Linked DNA regions of Mus musculus: regions 2 and 3 are each linked to region 1. Evidence: chromatin contacts called from ENCODE Hi-C or POLR2A ChIA-PET data. All regions are on one chromosome and are shown on one strand. The core of a region is the stretch at or near the end of the contact, and the rest is flanking DNA. Distances in the headings are between cores, read along the strand shown.

The links. Hi-C counts contacts between places; a loop is a spot of excess contacts on that map. ChIA-PET counts read pairs that join two places held with the same protein, here RNA polymerase II (POLR2A).
Region 2: POLR2A ChIA-PET joins it to region 1 with 105 read pairs in Patski. The contact joins the promoter of Nt5dc2 here to the promoter of Stab1 in region 1. A Hi-C loop is called at or near these places in 3 of 37 maps with a recorded cell type or tissue (gastrocnemius and heart). POLR2A ChIA-PET finds 5 or more read pairs at or near these places in 3 of 5 experiments (Patski and embryonic stem cell).
Region 3: POLR2A ChIA-PET joins it to region 1 with 42 read pairs in Patski. The contact joins the promoter of Nisch here to the promoter of Stab1 in region 1. A Hi-C loop is called at or near these places in 2 of 37 maps with a recorded cell type or tissue (heart and left cerebral cortex). POLR2A ChIA-PET finds 5 or more read pairs at or near these places in 2 of 5 experiments (Patski and embryonic stem cell).

Annotation. Positions count from the first base shown.
Region 1 is chr14:31,166,847-31,171,059 of GRCm38, reverse strand. Stab1 (stabilin 1) reads left to right here and starts at 2,419. Exons shown (of 69, transcript NM_138672.2): 1 at 2,419-2,648. The coding sequence starts at 2,568. Nisch (nischarin) reads left to right here. Exons shown (of 21, transcript NM_022656.2): 21 at 1-132.
Region 2 is chr14:31,129,380-31,133,592 of GRCm38, reverse strand. Nt5dc2 (5'-nucleotidase domain containing 2) reads right to left here and starts at 2,504. Exons shown (of 14, transcript NM_001374087.1): 1 at 2,217-2,504. The coding sequence starts at 2,436.
Region 3 is chr14:31,204,712-31,208,924 of GRCm38, reverse strand. It overlaps Nisch (nischarin), which reads left to right and starts at 2,099. Exons shown (of 21, transcript NM_022656.2): 1 at 2,099-2,358. The coding sequence starts at 2,263. Tnnc1 (troponin C, cardiac/slow skeletal) reads right to left here and starts at 613. Exons shown (of 6, transcript NM_009393.3): 1 at 547-613. The coding sequence starts at 570.

The DNA of each region.
Region 1 (4,213 bases), core at 1,170-3,669:
GGAGGCCCTATGGGGAGTTCCCAGGTCATGGGTCCAAGAGGAGCCAGTACAGGGGACCTAGAGCTGCCAGCACCAAGTATAATTCCTGTTGCCTACGTTCTCTATTCTAATAAAATGGAGTTTGACACAACATGAGTCTTCAAGGTTATAGAGAACTGGGGTCCCAAAAGGGCTTCAACCAAAGGAATGGTCAGCAGGGGGAGATTGGAGACAAGAAGAGAGAGAAGGAGGGGAAGGTGGGAGGGTCCCCAGAGCAGAGCAATGCTGAGCTGTGGTCAAACCTGGGGTCTAGGTAAACAATAGAAACCATCTTCAGCTGGAAGTGGTGGCGTACACCTTAGTTCCAGCACTCAGGAGGCAGACTCAGGTGGATCTCTGGGTTCAAGGCCAGCCTGAGTTCCTTCCAGGACAGCCAAGGCTATATCTGTCTCAAAACAAAACCAAAGAACAACTTCATTTTATCCCTTCCTTGTCTGTTCCACACCGGTGTCAGTCCAGATGGTACTCCTGTCCTTTCTCAGCTAACAGTACTCCAGGAGAGACAAAAATGAACTATTAAAGAGCAGTGCCAGCTGATTGCCAGTGCCAGAGGGGCTGAAATCAGGCCCTGGGCTGCCCCAAAGCCTGGTGTCAGGTCAAAAAAGTGCTCTGAACCGTGATTAATGGAAAAAAAAACCCAGGCCGAGTTTATCTGAACAAAGAAAATCTACTTCTTTAATCAGGCAGCCCTGAGGACAGCAGCCAGAAAGACTAGCCGAGGCAACATTTAGAGGAGACAGAAAGGACTTAGTTGGCCAGTTGACGACAAAGCCTGTGGCGCGTAACTGAAGCCCATGCTGCAGCCCAGACCCATGCGTCTGCTTTGTGAGGCACAGCAAGAGATTTTAGTCCAAACCAATTAGCTTCACCATCAGAGACCACACCTACCTGGGAGAAGGGAAGAGCACACAGACATATACCATATACCTCTACCGTATACCTTTACCATATATATACACCCATAGCATATACCCTTGCAGTTAATTTACTGGAATAGAAAAGCCCCAGTTGGCCAAGAAGCAAAGTAGAAGGCTGGGCATGGTGGCATACGCCTTTAATCCCAGCACTTAGGAGGCAGAGGCAGGCGAATTTCTGAGTTCAAGGCCAGCCTGGTCTACACAGAGAAACCCTGTCTCGAAAAAACAAAAAGAAGCAAAGTAGAAAGGGAAAATGTACGGACACGTGGGAAGGAAAGAGTCCAGCAAAGGGGCAGAGGCCCTCCCTAAAGCTGTAGCCTGACTGAGAGTTTCTTCCCCAATAGGGCAGCCTTGTCCAGCCTCGGTGGGAAAAGATGCACCTTATCTTGCAGAGACTTGATGTCCCAGGAGGGCCCCATGCTCTCAGAGGAAAAGGGGAAGTGGGACGGGGAGGGATTCTGTGAGGGGGACCAGGCAGCATTTGAGATGTAAATAAATAGATATGGGCGGTGGTGATGCACATCTTTAATCACAGCACTTAGAAGGCAGAGGCAGGTGGATTTCTTGAGTTCAAGGCCAACCTGGTCTACAGAGTGAGTTCCAGGACAGCCAGGGCTACACAGAGAAACCCTGTCTCGAAAAAACAACAACAAACAAAACAACAACACTAACAACAGCAACAAGCCCAGCAACAAAACCCTTAAGTCTTATTAAATGGTGACTGAGAGATCTGCACACATGTTCTTGGGTGTGGTTTTTTTTTTTTTAAACACTATTTTTAATGAAACCTCAGTTTTATTTCATACCCGCCAGTTCTGAATTCTTTCCTGCTTTGAATCCATGAATCCTGGGTTTGCCTGAGTGGAGGTCCCTAAAAGATTAAAGGAACCCCCCAGACTGTGCTCGGTGGCTCTACCCAGTCACTACAGACTTCAGGGCCAAGTGAGGGACGTCACAGACACCCACCCACCCACCACAAGCATAGAGGACTGAAGTGCAATGGAACCTGGGCTGTGGCTGCAGAGTTAGGGGTGGGCTCAGGAAGGCCATGAGGCTGGTAGGGGAGACCAGTCTGAGGGGCTAGCATGGTGTTTCCACCTCTACTGGTGTCTGACGGAAAGACTGAGGCAGCTCACCTGGGGGCCAGCCAGCCCAGGGGCTGTCCAACAACCTCCTAGGCACCAGAACCCCGAAGCTTCTGAATGAAAAAGCCAGCTTGACAGATGCAGGGAAAATTATTTATTGGTGCTTAAATTTGCTTTAGAATCTCCCCTAGACCCCAGGCAGGTGGCTAATGGTGGGTCTGGACCTCTAGACTATGGTGCCAGGGAGCAGCGTCCTGGGCCAGGAAGCCCTGAACAGGGCCCAGGTCGTCCATGTGGGGGTCACTGGCCAGCGTCTTCCCTTCCGCCTGCAGGCTGCTGATACGCAGGAGGAAATCCTGGTGGGTTCCTGTGGGGGTGAGCTGACGGATAGCTTTTAAAGCGGCTGCTCACCCACCCTGTCCTGCCTCCTTCCTCATGCCTGCCTCTTGGAGTTCACTCGCTGCCTGCCGCTGCTGCAATCACTGTCCCCACACTACTTTTGTCTCAGACAGCAGACCTGCCTGCTATGGCAGAGCCCCGAACCCTCCTTCTGCTCTGTGTCCTGGTCCTCTGCCTGTCAGACTCCAGCTTCATCCGAGGGCAGACGGTGAGTGGGAGCCAGGGTCAGGGAACAGGGAGGGACCATGATAGTTTGTGTATGGATGTGTTGGGGTGGGGGTATCAAAGCAGCTGGTACCTGTCTGAGCTCCCTGGGGGCCCAGGGACCCAGACTATTGTTCCACCTCCCCAGGCTGAAGTCTACGGCTGTTCTACCTGAAGCTTAAAGGCTTCAGCAATTTTTCCCCTCTAACTCTGTCGGGCTAGCTGGTCATGTACTCTGGGCAGTCATCCTGGGTTGCCTAGCTTATGAGTGAACAGGGACAGAGCCAGCCCCATCCTCCTGGCCTTCTTTCCCAGACTGAGACCATAGTCTATGCGGCCCTCACCTGGGGCTTTTAAATGTGATCGTTACCTATCCTCCGGGAACTATAAACCAAGGGGCTCAATCAGAACTTGGCCACCAATATGCCCGTGGCCAGCCCCAAGCCTGTGTGGAACAGACGAGATCCATTGGACAGACAGCAACCAACAACAATGTTCTTAAGTCTCAGAGAGGCCCCTGAACGTGGCCCCTTCAGTCTTTATAGTCTTTAGCAAGCTTGTTTGTTTCTCCTGTTCGAAATCCCAGGCCCGAGGAGGAGAGCCGCAAGCTGTTCCCTCTGGAGCCATAGTTGGGACCACAGCCTGCGATTCTTACTCAGGACTGCCATTCCCCACCCAGTGTGCTGAGAACACAGGGCCTCGTGAGTGGTTGTAGCATGGCTCCGGAGGCCAAGAGGGCCTGTCCCTAGGTCTCCCCAGCTCAGAATTGCTGCGTGAGCTTTGGGGAGAGCTTCCCACAAGTGTGGAGACTGAGTTTTGGATCTGTATCTGGGCAAAGGAGCTTCCCTCGTGAAACCGAGTTCACCTTCATCTTAGGCAGCTTCCGAGGCTCCCGTGGCAGAGAGAGGGGATCCACCACCAGGCAGCCATGGGGGCTTGGTCCCGTGGGAAGGGGATTTCATGGCCAGGCCAGGGCTGGGTGGAGCAGGTGGGACATCAGGATAAACATGATGGAAAACCACAAGATCCAGGTTGTGCCAAGCTGGAAAAGCACCTTGCCACCCGTGTCCTGGGCAATGGGGACAGAGGTCAGTGAGAAATCTCAGCTCCGAGACCTGCTGTAGTTCCAGACAGTTCTAAGTCTGTCATTCTGAGACTGAAGCCCAGCCAGCCTGGGCCAGGGACGAGGTCCTGAGGTCCTTGTGGGTAGGGATGTAGCCATGCTGTCCTTACTTTCCCCTCACAGTCCCTCATCCTGTATGACCTGGGACACAAGCTGCAGCTGCTAGGAACGTAGCCTCAGAGGGAAGAGAGGACCCCTGAGTCGACAGCCAGCACAGGTGGCATTAGGACTTGGCATAGCAGGCTCCGGCAGCAGATGCAAGGAGATCTGCCTGTGGGAGGGTCTTAGCATGTGTCCGTCCATCTGCCCGGGGACGACTTTGTGTCGAGGACAAGCCTGGGGATCCACAGCCACAGCACAAAAACAGGGGCATTGGCTAGCACCCAGCTTTGTCCCCACCTCCCCACCCCCTGCTCTGATCCAGAGGAGAGGAGAGAGAGGCAGCT
Region 2 (4,213 bases), core at 1,255-3,754, 38 kb after region 1:
GCTCCACATCATGTCTAGCGGCTGCTGCACTGTGCAGACACCTCCTCTACGTGCTGGGCTGTTGCCTCAGAGGCCCCTCTGGAACACAGGGCTCCACCCCCATTTCCATTAGTGTCAAGTACAGGGTGTAGGTGTGGGAACAGGTGTGGCTGGTTCCTCGGGCGGCCTCAGCCAGCCAGTACAGAGCAGCACTTCTGAAGATTGCCAAGTGTGGATCTTCACAGGGATGTGTGTGCTTTCTCTACAGAGCAGCCTCAGGGACACCCTTTCCTCGCTGTCACAGGACCCTGGGCCGCAGCTGCCCACACAGCTGGATAGTTCCACAACCCTCCCTCCACTCCTGGATGACAACTTTGTTTACGAGTTGCCTGTGTCCACAGAACCCCTGGGTCAGGAAGCAGAGACATGGCCTTTGTGGGTCCAAGCTTGCAGCGTTCTGACTACGTCTTGGCTCTGCTTTTAAGGGTCTTCTCAGAGTCATATAAACGCTCCTGGGAACAAGTAGGATGGGCAAGAAGCCCACTTTCCCTGCTTACTTTCCCCGTTTCTGGACCAAGGAAATCAGAGCTTTGGGTGTGTGGGTAAGCCATGACCAGAGGTGGTCTGCGGTGTTTATGATTTTACTGTCAAGCCCCTGACCTCCTTTCTTCAGGTTCTACAGCCCTGGTAGTTACCACTTGTGAATCTTAAAACTCATCTCCTTCCCTCCTCCAATTCCATGAAGAAGTCACACTGCCACCTCCGGTGCCCAGAGAACTAAGCTTGGTAAAGGCACCCAGTTAAACCACCCAGTACCCGGCACCCAATGAGATGCACACTCAGGCCACTCCGCCCGCTTTCATCACTCTTCTTTGCCTAGCTTTCTCATCCCATGAGGCCAAGCAGTTTAGGTGACAGCCCTTCTCCACTGCTCTCTGAAGGGTTACTAGCCCTGGCCCTAAAACCTAGCCTGGGGGGCGGGCGGGCAGGCGTCAGGGGTCAGAGGCATGAAGCTAGCTCACCCTGGCATGGCAGTGGAAGTGACCCTGCACACAAGAACTCACAGAGCATGTAAGGGCCTGAAGATGAGGAAGAGTCCTGAAGGATATTCTCAGTAGTGTCCCCCTCCCCCAAACATCCTAAGTAGGTTTCTCAGGCCACTCAGAGGGTCTACACTAGGGGCAGAACGTTGACTTCTTAAATAATCCTGGTCACCCTGCAATATTCCCAATCCTTAAGAGCAACCATTCTTGAGAGGTCTCAAGTAATCTGACTGCAGCACGTCAAGAGGTGAACTCTGGCCAGCGTCCAGCTCTCCTCACAGCTGGAGTGGAAACCCTAGTCCAGTCACAGCTGGAACCTCCCTGTCAGGGCTCCTCTGTCTTATCAGACAATGCAAGCCACCTCACCTCTGGGGCTTCCTGCAGAAGGTCCCCAGGCTCCTGCTTGGCCTTGTTCTTTCTGAGTCATCAACGAAATTCTGGGACAGAACACTGAGGGTCTTCAGAGGGTGTGAAGCCGAGGGCCACCCTGCTGGGCAGTGATAGGGGTCACAGCCCAGACCACATCTATCGGCTGAAGAGGCAGGGCCCCACCAGACCAATGGACAGATGTTCGGCGCTCAGATCTCCAGCCTCATCAGCCCATTCCAAGGGAATGATTAGGAGAGGGTTAAGTGCCTTGTGCAGTTCTATCTGAGATATAGCAACTCCCGAGGGATTGCAGGGGGGGGGGGGGGGCTACAGTAACTTTTCTGTTCCTCCGAGTGTTTAGAGTGCAGTAGACCGCCAGAGACAAGCCAAGAGGTGCCTGCAGTGTCCGTCTGGTGTCACCTTACGTCGTGCCATCTGTGAACACGGCTCAGTCAGTCTTTGTCCACACACTGCAACTAAGGGCCAGAGGAGAACGAGGGACTGGGAGGGGTTCTACCGCTACTGCCCGCAGATTGGACTCAGGAGCAAGACCATGGGGGCCGCGTGCGCAGCGGCCGCTCCAGGCATTCCAAGCTTCTGCCGCCAGAAGACAAAAAGCCCCACTCGCCCCAGGAGTAGCGGTGTCCTGCAGAGACACCTCCTAACAACCCGATGGAGCCTTTTCTAAAACGCCATTTAGCCCTCAGGTTTTGGGACCCCGGCGAGCCCCACCAAGCGTCCTTCACCCCGGTCGGTGCCCTGGCCGTCTGTTGGGCACCGTTCGTCTGACGACCTACGGCTCACTGCCCACCCGGCGTCACCCACCGTGCACCAGCCTCCGCATGTCCTGGTAACGAGCCCATAAGTGCGCGCTGAGGTCCGCGCCGTCTGCGGGCGCCGAGCGCGGGGTGCTGGGGCAGTGGGCTCCGGGACCCGGCGGGCCGCAGCCAGGGCAGGAGGGTGAGGACGAGGCGGCCCGCGGTCCGCTGTGGCCTCTGCACAGCAGCAAGCGCCTAGCTGTCGCCCGCAGTCCGGCACCCGCCATGCCCCCTGCGCGCTGCCCCGGCCGCCCTCCGCCCGTCCGCTGGCCCGCCTGCCCGCCGCTCTCCGACTGCCCGCCCGCCACCGTGGCCGCGTGCTTCTCAAGGCGGCCGGCCAATGGGGGAGGCGCGCGGAGCCCATCCGGCCAATGGACGCACCACTCGGCCCAGGGGGCGGGAGGTCTCCGGGACGGGGCGGAGCGGGCTCCGACCCCCGCCTCCTTGTCCCCTGCTCGGCTCAGGGGCTCTGCGCCCCCCTTTGGTCGTCTCGGTGGCGATGGCGGTACCTTTCCTCCCTTGAGCGGGAAGTCGCAGAGCCCCGGGTCTCCGCGAGATCCTGGACGGCCGAGGAGCAAGAGCGCTCGAGTGTACTGCTCTTCCTTTGCCCAAGGGTCTTTTTGCCCCTCCCCTGCTCTTCTGTCCTATTCTTTCCAGACCAGTTCTCCTGCCCCGGGGCCTCGTGCCCCTGCCCCAGTTTCTGACTGACTGCACGTTCCACTGGAGCTGAGGTCGCTAAGACAACAAGAGCTCTACTTGCTTTCAGTACCAGTCCCAAGCTGGCTAAGACCACTTGGCCTGATGGGCAGCTGACGCCTGCTGAGGCAGCATTTTCTTTGTATTGCCTGGTACCCAACCCAGGTGATCGACTTAAATGAGGAGCCTATCTACTGGGCATACGCTTCTGGCTGTGGGCCAGGATCACTGCAGCCACCAGGTTTTGGCGGCTGTAAAAGGATGGGCCAGACGGTGCAGGCCCCCAGTTGAATTGCCATGGTTTTTTTCAAGCGCTGTCTCAATGAAATTCTTTTCATTCCATCCACTTCTGTTTTCTTAGCTTGCAGGTGTACACTAGGAAAGGCTGGGCCCAATGTCCATTGTTGGTGGTGAGTTGCCCAACTGAACACACGTGGCTGTTGGGTTTAAGGTTGTGTGTAATGTGTACGTTTGTAGTTTGCCTGTACCTATGCTGAGGATCGGGTGTATCAGATTCTGGTCTGGGTAGTCATGGATGCCGAAGGGTGGGCTTATGGGTGGACCCTTGTAGGTCCATTGACCTAGGTGGGCTGTGAAGACCTGGCCACATGTGGATTCCTTCCAAGTGGATGACACTTTACAAGTTTCAGTCCTCAGATCCAAGAGAAATGGCACCAAGTGCCAGGCGTTCACTGTGTGTGGCTTCTCCAGTAGGTACCTCCAGGCAGGCTGCGCTTAGTCAGCTGTTTATGACCCCCCCCCCTCTTTCTCTGCCTTCATGGTTCCCTCACTGCCTCTATTCCTTCCCCAATAAACTCCTTTCATACCAGATTTGTTGCACAGCATAATTTCTCAGGGGCATACCTTGGCATGGGCCCACCAGGCCTCCTCGCTGCAATCTGTCATTTAATTCTGTTTTTTTTTTTTTTTTTTTTGATACAGGGTTTCTCTGTGTAGCCCTGGCTGTCCTGGAACTCACTCTGTAGACCAGGCTGGCCTCGAACTCAAGAGATACGCCTGCCTCTGCCTTCCAAGTGCTGGGATTAAAGACATATGCCACCACTGCCAGGCCATTTAATTCTTTTAGATTGTCAATTCTCACAGCATCATAGAAAGGCTCATCTTACAAGGGTGCCGATAGGGTTGTGGTTTGACAGCGAAGTCACTCTTTACCTTGATCCTCTTCTGTAACTATTGGTTGTGATGCTTAAAAACACTACAAGTTACCAGAATAACGGTAATTTCCCACTTATCATAGGTTTATATTATTTTAGCATGTTTGTTATAGACAGTTGTACTTTTTGCTGC
Region 3 (4,213 bases), core at 850-3,349, 38 kb before region 1:
CCTTCAAAGCATCTTTCCCATCCCAGGACTCAAGTTCTCCAGCCCTCTCACAATTCCCTCCCACCTTCTAGAGCCTCCTCATCCAGCTCAGGGGCTAGAGGAGAGAGGCAGATCTGAGTATGTAAGAAGCAGATTGTGAGAAATGGAAGCTTGGGAGGGGGTGCGGGGCGCAGACCTGGAGACACACAGAGAGACAAAGACTCAGAGACATCGTGAGGAAGGAACAGAGATGGAAAGACCTTGTGAAAGACCAACAGATGTCTAAAGAATAAAAACACAAATACACTCAAGACAGTGACAGGTTAGAAACAGAGGGAGACACAGGATGCTGAAAGCTGAGACCATACCCCTAGCCACATTGACAAACCCCTGAATTGCTACCCTTTCTGCATCCCCCAAATGTCAGCTCAAGGGGCTGGGTTACAGGTGTGTGGGGACCCTTTTGAGTCCCCCATCACTTCCCTAGTGTACCCCTGTCCTCCATCCTTAGCTAAGGGAACCCCAATGGACCTACCCACCCTAACCCCTTAAAGATTCATCTCTCACCGCAGCTTTGTAGATGTCATCCATTCTGGCGACAGCTCACAGGACAGGCTACTGGGGTTGCCAGCCAGCCAGCCCTCTGCTTGGGCTTATATAGCCCTGCCTCCCTCCACCTCCTGCTACATTCCCAGCCCAGCCCACCACTGCCTGGAATATCCTCCACCCCCTCCCTGGTCCCTGTAATCTCAGGCTGGCCAAAGTCCCTGTATCATCTGCCTAGGGCCAGGAGCTATGAAGGACTGCAAGGACCAGGTCTCTTGCCATCTGTTCCCCAGACCCCACCCCACCCCCAGGGAAGTCTCAAGAAAAAAAAAAGAATGTATTGCTTTTATTTATGAGTGCATGTGGAAGTCAAAGGACAACTTGCAGGAGTCATCTATCTCTCTCTGCTACCTAGGTTCCCAGGAACCCAGGACTGAACTCAAGTTTTCAGGTTTGGGAGCAAGCACCTAAATGCAATACACACACACACACACACACACACACACACACACATCCTCAACAACCTCAGGAAAAAGTTTCCTGAATGAATGAAAATATGAGCACACAGGAAATGTGAAGTAAACAGTTCGGTCTTCTATGGAATCACAGTGACTTGCCTGAGGTCAAGCTGACCGGAGAATCCCTACCTTATATTACACCCCCTGAGAGATGGTAGCATGCCAACAGAGGCTGGCAGTGTAAGTCCTGCCAAGAAACACTTCCTATGCAAGGTTCAGAGTATAATATGACACTGGTAATGGAAGAAGTCACTGGCCCACAAAGAATAGGCTGGCCTGAAGCCCTTCAGCGGGATCTACCACGCCGCAACCTTCCATCTTTCAAGGACAACAATCAGTGTTCACTTCGGGTTTGAGTCAGCTGCATTCTGTGAGTCAACAAGTGTCCCTAAAGAACCCTATGTCTATCAGGATTCTCTCTTTTCCTCCTCCGGTTGGGTCATCTCTTCTCCAGCTAAGTCTTCCCTATGGTTGTTCCCTATGGATGTTTCTTCAGCCACGCTCTTGTGTCCAAGGCCTAGTCTGTCTCCTCCTCACCTTGAGCTCTTGCAGGATGTCATCTGGGAAACCAGATGGACAGCGCATATCTCTTCCATCCACCTGCACGTCTGCTGCATATAAGCTCTCCCTGAACACACCAGTGTGCCGCCTAGCACACTGCCAGGGGAAAGCCCGTGGGGTACTGAGCACTGCAGAATCACCACAATCAATTCTCCACCAGTACTTTTAACAACAAACCCCCCAAGTGTCGGAGAGTCCCTCTGGTCCTTGTTCCATCTCTAAGTCTAGTCTTATTCATTTTGCTCTTGCTACACAGGGAATGAACCCAACAGCCAGGCGAGACCCTATTAATGTCCCCTCTGGAAACTGAGGCCAAGCGAAGCAGAGTGACTTCGGAGAGTTCCGAAGGCCCATGGCCTCTGCCCTTCCCTGCTGTGAGCCCAGCGGACAATGACCACAACTGCCCGAGGGGACAGAACGCCGCACAGGTATACAGAAAGCAAATTGGGCAAGCCCGCAGGAGCTGCGCATGCGTGCCACTGGTTGTGCTGTCAATTACGGGCAAGGGGCGGGGCGAGGACGCAAGCAGGCCGAGGGGCCAAGATGGCGTCGCGGGCGCGGGCGGGGGGCAGCGGGGGCTGGGGGGCGGTGGGACGCTGACCCCGCCCCCTGCTGCTGCCACTCTGCGCCGGGCGTCGGCAGCGGTGGAGCCGGCAACATGGCGGCTGCGACACTCAGCTTCGGCCCTGAGCGGGAGGCCGAGCCTGCCAAGGAGGCGCGCGTCGTGGGTTCTGAGCTCGTGGACACGTACACGGTGTGCTGGGGGGCCGCGAGCGTCCAGAGCGGGCTTAGCGCCTGGAACCCGGAGTTCTCGACCCAGGGGCTTTGAGAAGTGGGGGGTGGGGGGGGCCTGGGTAGCACATTCGATGAGTGCGTGGAAGGTTCTGCGAGGTAGCGACGAGGGAGCCCGAAAAAAATGGGGGATTCGGAGGAAGGGCCGGGTCGCATAGGTTCTGGAGGAGGATCTAGGCGGGGCGCGGGAAGGGGGGCTGGGGAAAGGGTGCGCGACCAGAAAAGGAGACTTGTGTTGGAGCAATCAGAGGGTGGGGGAGGAGGGGATGGTGAGATGGAGGCCCTCTGGATCCTCCAGGCAAGGAAGAATGCCAGCCTAAGAGACCTTCATGGGAAGTCTGGGAGGAAGGGGACGCGGAAGGGGTGGTCTCTGGTCGATGGGACCAAGGGCCAGGGCTAGAGATCATCAGGTGGTGAAGGAGAGACAGCAGATCCCGATCTCCACCCCCACCAACCAAACACTAGTCGCAGTCCAGATCAGCCCTGCGAAGTGTGTGTGTGTGCGTGCGTGCGTGCGTGTGTGTGTGTGTGGGGGGGGGTGGTGGATGGAAAAATGAGCCCTCGGGGTCTGGGGAGAAAGGAATGGATCCCAGCCGTGCAGAACACAGAAGTTACCTCGAGGCCGAAGTACAGGGCCTGCAAACCTTAGGGGACGTCACGGCTTAGGGGAGAGGGACACGAGCTTCTAATGTATCCTTGTAGGCTACAAGGGAAAGCCAACAAAAAAGGAGGGTAGTTTCTGTGATGGCGTTAGACGCCCTTTGGGCCTGCATAGGGTTGGATGCTAGGCCCGAGAGCCTCGTGGGCAGCCTGCCAGGTGAAAACTTGCACTGTGGTGGGGGCCCACTGAGCACCTCCCGTCTCCTTGTCCTTTGTTCCCTGGAGGGTGGACAGAGGTAAGGGCCTCGGGCCTGCCTTTGCCCCACCCCACTGGCTCCCACCCTAATACCGGATCCTGAGGGCGATTCCTCTATCTAGTTCTTTCTCCCCGCTGCAAGGAAGAGAAGCCGCTAGCGGCTCCTTTTAGAGCAACAGGCTGGCTCTGGAGAAATGGCTGCTCCTGGGGTCAGGAATCAGCCTCGTTCACTGTTCCCACTAACCTCTCCGTGCTCCAGGCCGAGGAAGGGAAGCTAGGACCGTGGGGCTTGATCTAGTTAAGGAATGAGGTCACTCACCTAGGACTAGCTGCAGTCAGTAGAGGCTCTTTGTCCTTCCCCTTAGTGTCAGGAGCAAGGTGATGATCCAAACTGACCATCCTCATTTGTCACTGGGTGTGATGCACGGAATGTGACTAACATATCTATCTTCTGTTCCGTGTTAGGCCTTTACACTTAATTGCTTTACTTGGCCCACCAGGTTTTAAAATGGAGGAATTGAGGCCCAGAGAGAGCTTAGGTTCCCAGTCACTTACATAAGTGGCACATAAGCCACACCCAGGAAATGGGATAGCCAGATTTTGAACCCAGGTTTTGGTGGACGATTAACCACCAGAGCTATATCGCCTTCTGTTGAGGCTGATTGAGCCACCGCTGCCCCTGGAAGCCTGGTGATGCCTTGCCTCCTGGTTCAGCTGCCAAAGTCAAAACCACAGCTAGTGGAAGAGGTTGACTGAAGGCCTTGCTTCTAGGATGGAGTTAGGGCTCCTGGAAAGATGTATAGCAGAGACACTGGTGCTGCCTCACTGGGCTCTGCTCTGCCTCCCTTGGAAGGGGCAGCCTTGCCTATAGCACAAGTTGGGTTTTGAGTTATACAGAGACAGGAGGTAAAAAAAAAAAATCTAAGGAGGTGTGTGGAGCTAGTCACCCATACCATTCCTT